Regions from separate parts of the Mus musculus genome. Here region 2 is linked to region 1. The links are chromatin loops, found by intact Hi-C in ENCODE. Cell type or tissue: gastrocnemius. All regions are shown on one strand.

Region 1 (4,000 bases):
AGAACTCAGTACGGAGACACTGCATTAAAAGCCACTGATTTCCTGGTTTGACATCTCGGGATCACAGTTTTGCCTTGTACCAAAGAGCCAGCAAGAGCAAGAGCATCTCCCGCTACTCTTCTGCAGAATTTTAAGTCTTCTTTGCTTCTTTCGATGCAGAAGAGAAGTCAGAACATCCTAGCTGAGGGAATATTGTCGCAAACTTTTATCTCCACATTCTCAGTCCTGCAGTCAGGGTTTCACACACATTAGGTGCAAGGGAAGTGTTGGGGATTTGATTTCTGCTTACATAGGAATTTGCACGTCCACTGCTGGTCCCTGCCAAGGTTGGTTTGTTGACTGGTCAATAAAGAGCCAGCAGACAATGGCTAGGCAGGGGGATAGAGGCGGGACTCTGAGGATTCCCAGAGAGGAACACAGGACAGAGAGAAGGAGAATCCCCAGGGCAGAAGGAAGGAAGAGGGTACAAACATGAGAGCCTTGAGAGCCACGGAAGACAGAGAAGCAGCCATGTAAGAACCACGGGAAAGCAGTCCCGGGCCACTCCCCATTTGGATCTGGGGTAGCAGAGATGCAGGATAGATTTTAGAAAGTAATAACTCAAGAATATCTGAAGTGAGTGTGTTAGCCACAGGGAGGTTCAGGAGTGGCCCAGCCATTGGGCTACTTAAGGCATATTTAAAATATCGCAGCGTGTTTGTTGTCTTTCATTCGTGAATACAGAGCACTCTGGCTGGTCCAGGGGAGCCTCGAGTACCCACCTGGGAGCATGGAGCGGTTTTAATACGAACTGCTACAAGAAGGAAGGAAGAGAAGCAGAAGAGGGGAAGAGGGAGGGAGGGAGGGAGGGAGGGAGGGAGGGAGGGAGGGAGGGAGGGAGGGAAATATATATATATTTCTCTTCTGTATATATACACTGACTGGGTTCATCACTTGAGTCAATGCTAAGATAGACCTGAGAAGAGCATCCCAAGGAAGGAAGGGTTGTTGTGGCTCACAGTTCCAAGGATGCAGTCCACAGTGGGAAAGGACAGCAGCTGTGTGGGGCAGCGGGTCACACATTCTGCATTCAGGAAGCAGAGTGGTGCCTGAGGCTGCTCAGCTCTATTTCTCCTCTGTTCAGTCAGAGACTCCAACCCAGACCATTCAGGGTGGGTTCTACTTCAATTAATATAATCTAGATAGTACTTTACAGACAAACCCAGGTATCTGTTTCCAGAATGATCCTAAATCCCATCAGGTTGAAAATAAAGATTAGCCTTCACACACACACACACACACACACACACACACACACACACGATACACATCACACTACCCACCATACACATCTCACACATACACACATATACCATACACATCACACACACCACACCATACATATCACACACATGCACACACACCATACACATTACACCATATACACCACACACATACCATATACATCACACATACCACACATATACACATACATGCACACACACCATACACATCACACACACTCACGCACATAACTTGAGGCTAGATCACCACTAGAGGGCAGCAGAGGAACGTGACAGAAGATGCTACTGCCGTCGAAAACGTTTTGTGAACCAAAATGAACTGGATTCTCCTGCTTCCTTCCTTCCTTCACCGTGAGCATCCTTCAAGGGAAGCTTGAGGGCAATCTACAAGAGTAATCCCAGCACTCAGGAGGCAGAGGCAGGCGGATTTCTGAGTTCGAGGCCAGCCTGGTTTACAAAGTGAGTTCCAGGACAGCCAGGACTATACAGAGAAACCCTGTCTCAAAAAAAAAAAAGAGAGAGAGAGTAATAGAAAGATGTCTAGCCAAAGGATGGTACGATGCAAGGACAAAATGTCACAATAGAGCCCATTATTACTGTGTACAATTAATAAATACTAGTGAATGGGGTGTATTGTAGGAAATAAAGGGGAAAACCTGCTTGTCATAAAGTGATTCAGAGCCCTGACAGCGAGCCTCTCAGGTCATGTGATCAAGGACTCTCAGTAGACAGGTCTTTGTGGAGCTCTTTGCCCTCCTGAGCTCAGTCTCTTCATCAATGAAAGGATCGTATTGATTGTATTCACTGGGTAAACACTCAGGTCACACAAACAGACCAGTGCAAACCTCCCTGAAACCAGCAAAGAACACTACAGATGACAGTGCAAATACTGTTGCTGACAGAGAGTTTGGGGTCATGGTCTGCTCAGTTCTCTTACAATTCCCCAGGAAGAGCCACAGATAGTAGGTTCTAGAAAGGAGAGAGCTGATGAGCAATGCTTTCAGCACCTAAGAAGATGTTCGCCAACCAGGAGATAGTTGTTGCTGAGTTTCTTAAATGCTCCCGTGCAGAAGACCCATAAACTTACCAACTGAAGTGAGCTTCACTCTTGTCATTTACCAAGTGAGGAGTGGCATTGTCCATGGGTATCTGAGACATGGTCAGTCTCCTGATATGGTACTCACCCTCCCATGTTGTAATGCAAGCTGTCTACTCTCCTATGTCACTTCCTCTTCCTGACACTTGCAAGAGAAGGGGTGGGGGCTGGCTGTTATTTTTCACTACCAGTAATTCCTCTGCAGCCACCTGCTGTGTCGCAAGGTTTCTAGAATCAACCAACACACCATGACGTCTTCCCCCTAAGATCAGGGAGTGAAGAAGACAGAGAGTAGACTGTAGCTAACTGCGTAGGGCACTAAAAGGGGGTCATGTTGTAAATTAAGGAAAGCCAGGGCAGAAGGATTTGGGTGTTTTGGTGAGAAAATTTAGGAAGAGAGTTATGAGGGACATCTCCATGTGGTCACTAACTCAGCTCAGATCTAATGCAGCGATCCAACCCCGGTTCCTTCTGCTGGCCTAATAACTTCAACGCTGCTTTTTCTCTCCAGTCTCATGTGCACCTCACGAGATGTGCGCTCAAATTTGTTTCCACATACTAGCGGCAGAAAAAAGAACACAAAACTCTAGCACTTACTTCTCCCTCCATCTCTACTCGGTATGGTCCCCTCTGTGTCAGACATTTTTCACAGTGACAATTTGATTGGACCTAGAGTTTTTAAGTTCAGATGCAGGTACCCTAAATTCAGTTGCCTCCGTGGCTGGAATGACCACATCCCCGCTCTACCTAGAACACTCTTTGCTCATGAGTTTGGGGAAGTAACCAAACCAGCCCACCAGACCATGCTAAACAAACAACCCAAGGGAAGGGCCAGGCTTCCTGGAAGGCTAAAGGGCTTGCACTGATGCCCGCCTTTAATCGCGTTTGAGCCATTTAAACCACATGATGGCAAGCTTCCGCTGCCCCTCCCCTACAGCCCAGCCTCCCGCTTTTTCTCTTGCTGTGCTTCCTCATCTCATGACGCTGGCAAACCTTCAGGCTGCTTATTCAACCTGTCGCAAGACACTCTCTGTGCCAAAGAAAAAGAAAGAGAATGAAGGGGCCCTGTGCTGGCTCCAGGGCACTGGCTGCCAGGCTAGCCCAGGATGATGCAGCCCAAGGCCCCATCAATAGCTGGAGGCAAGCAACACAAACGAGCCTTCTGATTCAAAGTCTGCACCTAAGGAAAAAAAAAAAAAGAAGGAGCTAATTCTTAATGTCATGATCCTGTGCATCCATAGCCGAAGCCCATAGCCACTCACGTTCATACGATTACTCAAACAGATATTTGTTGAGGGCCTACTATGTGTAAGACACTACGCAAACAATCCTTTACTTGTATGGACCATGTAGAATACATAATGACTCTTATGACTCAGCAAGAAAATAACAAAAGCCCGAGCTAAAAATGGAGGAATTGAATAGATTTTTTTTTCTCTAAAATCTGGACAAATAGCTAGTAACAATACGAAAAGATGTTCAATATCATTAGCTGCTACACTGTGAATAATACTATTGTAAAAATTGTGCAATGTGTCTTTTAAAAAATAGTCTGGCAATTAAAGATTTTTTTAAAAAAAAACTGTACACTCACCCTCTTCCTGCTGCCTTCAGATCACGA
Region 2 (4,000 bases), 130 kb after region 1:
TGGAGGGCATCATCCTGAGTGAGGTAACACATTCACAAAGGAACTCACACAATATGTACTCACTGATAAGTGGATATTAGCCCCAAACCTAGGATTCCCAAGATATAAGATACAATTTGCTAAACACATGAAACTCAAGAAGAATGAAGACTGAAGTGTGGACACTATGCCCCTCCTTAGAATTGGGAACAAAACACCCATGGAAGGAGTTACAGAGACAAAGTTTGGAGCTGAGATGAAAGGATGGACCATGTAGAGACTGCCATATCCAGGGATCCACCCCATAATCAGCATCCAAACGCTGACGCCATTGCATACACTAGCAAGATTTTATCGAAAGGACCCAGATGTAGCTGTCTCTTGTGAGACTATGCCGGGGCCTAGCAAACACAGAAGTGGATGCTCACAGTCAGCTAATGGATGGATCACAGGGCTCCCAATGGAGGAGCTAGAGAAAGAACCCAAGGAGCTAAAGGGATCTGCAACCCTATAGGTGGAACAACATTATGAACTAACCAGTACCCCGGAGCTCTTGACTCTAGCTGCATATGTATCAAAAGATGGCCTAGTCGGCCATCACTGCAAAGAGAGGCCCATTGGACTTGAAAACTTTATATGCCCCAGAACAGGGGAACGCCAGGGCCAAAAAGGGGGAGTGGGTGGGTAGGGGAGTGGGGGTGGGTGGGTATGGGGGAGTTTTGGTATAACATTGAAAATGTAAATGAGCTAAATACCTAATAAAAAATGGAAAAAAAAGAAAGTTTTATTGGATATTTATGTATACCAAAAAAAAATTATTTGGGTGTAGTTGTGTATGCCAACAACCCCAATACTTAGGCTAAGGCAGGAGGATCACAAGTTTGAGGCCAGCCTGGGTTGTATAAGGAAACTCTATCCATCTGCTAAAAAAGGTAGGCTCACATCCATGGGTCATCACCCTAAGATGCTAAATGTCCACATCTCCTCCACGAACTTCCTTGAGTTTTTGTGTGTGTGAGGGGGGGGTAGTTTTATAGCATGCCCTGTTTGTTTGGATTTTTGTATGTCTGTTAAGATGTTCACTTGAAATCTATCTTCGTAACATATTCTGAAGGACACACTATGGGGCTGGATTGATGGCCACAGTGGTTTAAAAGCATAGCTGCTCTTCCAGAGAACCCAGGTTTGATTCCCAACATCTGCATGGTGGCTAGCAACCATCTCTAACTCCAGTTCCTTGGGACCCAAACCCTCTTTGACCTTCTCAGGCTCTTGTATACACACACACACACACACACACACACACACACACACAGAGAGAGAGAGAGAGAGAGAGAGAGAGAGAGAGAGAGAGAGAGATACACCCAGGCATATACACACACATAAACTAAAGTTCCTGGCCCCCTCCATTCTTTTCTATGAACCTAAACACTCTAGATGCCTCATGTAGGTGGATATACTCCCCCATATCTATAATGCTCATTATGGACCAGTGTGATTCTGAAGCAATCTCTCTCAGAATCACACAGGATGTTGCAAACCCCTCCTCCAACACAGAACACTTTGGATAGTCACATTATAAATCTCAAGAGATTGAGGAGGTGTCTCAATCGATAAAGGTGCTTGCTACTCAAGCCTGAGGACCTGAATTCAAATGCTGAGGCCACACATGAAAATGCAGAACATGGCCACATGCATCCTGTAATCACAAAATCGTGTAGGGAAAGGACAGGAGGCTCGCCGAAGCATGGTGGCTGCTACCCTACCTCCAGGTTTGCCGAGAAACTCTGGCTCAGGGAAATAAAGTAGAATGACACAGCAGGACACCCAGTGTGACTCTCTGACCTCTGCACACACGTGTATAATACCACACACATAAACGCACTTAAATAAATGCATCATAAATCACAACCTCCCAGGCTGAGATCTTGCTAAGCCAACTGTGTTGTGCAACTCTGATTAAAAATGACTGAATTCAAACCGATGAGCTGTGGCAGAGAGCACCACTCAGACATAATCCAGTTTGGCTGGGATCCCAGCAGAGAGGTCAAAAAGGCTGATCAGTGCATATTGGCATAGTCAGGACTGGCCCCAAGCAAGGCCCCATTAGCTATGGGGTAAAGCACATTGTTCAAACCGACAAGGCATACATCACCAGGGGCAAATGAACAATGAACACTCATTCCCAAAGGCAGAGGCTGGTGTCCATCGCCAGGAGCTTTGGCAGACAGAATAAGATGTACAGGCTTCAGTGAGTCAGATGGAGTAAGAGTGTGGGGTAAGCATGTGGCTGCCCAGAGACAGTCAATGGAGGGAAACAGCCTAAAGAAAAATGAGATTGCAAGAATCTGTCTTACTGGGACCTGAGTCTAGATGGCTTGGACCAACACTTCCTGCCCCATGCTCAGGAGAAACCTTGGGCAAGAGTGAAACTTCATTTGACTCTCAGCCTCTTCTGCCTCTTCACCAAGCACAACCGAGAGTATTTTTCCTTGAAATTATTTAACTAGTCATACTGGAAAACTTGGTCAACTATTTAGAGTAGTGGGAGCATTGATAGATTGTATCAAGTAACACTTATGTTGGTGGGTTGTTTTGTTTTGTTTTGTTTTTTTAACTAGGTATTTTCTTCATTCACATTTCAAATGCTATCCCAAATGTCCTCCATACCCCCCCACCCCCACCCACCCACTCCTACTTCTTGGCCCTGGCATTCCCCTGTACCGGGGCATATAAAGTTTGCAAGACCAAGGGGCCAACTAGGCCATCTTCTGCTACATATGCAGCTAGAGACACAAGCTCAGGGGTACTGGTTAGTTCGTATTGCTGTTCCACCTATAGGGTTGCAGACCCCTTCAGCTCCTTGGGTACTTTCTCTAGCTCCTCCATTGGGGGCCCTGTGTGCCATCCAATAGCTGACTGTGATCATCCATTTCTGTGTTTGCTAGGCCCTGGCATAGTCTCACAAGAGACAGCTATATCAGGGTCATTTCAGAAAAATCTTGCTGGCATATGCAATAGTGTCAGCTTTTGGAGGCTGATTATGGGATGGATCCCCGGGTGTGGCAGTCTATAGACGGTCCATCCTTTCATCTCAGCTCCAAACTTTGTCTCTGTAACTCCTTCCATGAGTGTTTTGTTCCCAATTCTAAGAAGGGGCAAAGTGTCCACACTTTAGTCTTCGTTCTTCTTCAGTTTCATGTGTTTTGCAAATTGTATCTTGTATCTTGGTTATTCAAAGTTTCTGGGCAAATCCACTTCTCAGTGACTACATATCATGTGAGTTCTTTTGTGATTGGATTACCTCACTCAGGATGATACCCTCTATGTCCATCCATTTGCCTAGGGATTTCATAAATTCATTCTTTTTAATAGCTGAGTAATGTGGTACATTGTGTAAATGTACCACATTTTCTGTATCCATTCCTCTGTTGAGGGACAACTGGGTTCTTTCCAGCTTCTGGCTATTATAAATAAGGCTGCTATGAACATAGTGGAGCACGTGTACTTCTTACCAGTTAGAACATCTTCTGGATATATGCCCAGGAGAGGTATTGCGGGATCCTCCGGTAGTACTATGTCCAATTTTCTGAGGAACCGCCAGACTGATTTCCAGAGTGGTTGTACAAGCTTGCAATCCCACCAACAATGGAGGAGTGTTCCTCTTTCTCCACATCCTCGCCAGCATCTGCTGTCACCTGAAATTTTGATCTTAGCCGTTCTGACTGGTGTGAGGTGGAATGTCAGGGTTGTTTTGACTTGCATTTCCCTGATGATTAAGGATGCTGAACATTTTTTCAGGTGCTTCTCAGCCATTCAGTATTCCTCAGGTGAGAATTCTTTGTTTGGCTCTGAGCCCCATTTTTTAATGGGGTTATTTGATTTTCTGGAGTCCACCTTCCTGAGTTCTTTATATATATTGGATATTAGTCCCCTATCCGATTTAGGATAGGTAAAGATCCTTTCCCAATCTGTTGGTGGCCTTTTTGTCTCATTGACAGTGTCTTTTGCCTTACAGAAG

What was found. A loop is a pair of places that touch in the nucleus more often than their neighbours do. Peaks named below come from ENCODE experiments on the same cell type or tissue, not always from the same donor. Only the 100,000 strongest peaks of a DNase experiment are listed, where the experiment ranks them.
Region 2: it touches region 1 in a loop (2.8-fold over the local background); 1 of 42 quality-filtered maps calls a loop at or near these places.

The regions. Positions count from the first base shown.
Region 1 is chr2:11,330,149-11,334,148 of GRCm38, forward strand. No RefSeq gene overlaps it. Among named protein-coding and RNA genes, the nearest start is that of Gm13293, 7.3 kb to the right of the region's middle. In gastrocnemius, a CTCF peak has its summit at 1,522 (motif pointing right); DNase peaks (open chromatin) are centred at 1,546 and 3,353.
Region 2 is chr2:11,462,795-11,466,794 of GRCm38, forward strand. No RefSeq gene overlaps it. Among named protein-coding and RNA genes, the nearest start is that of Gm31990, 17 kb to the left of the region's middle. In gastrocnemius, no CTCF peak of the experiment used is centred here; a DNase peak (open chromatin) is centred at 2,049.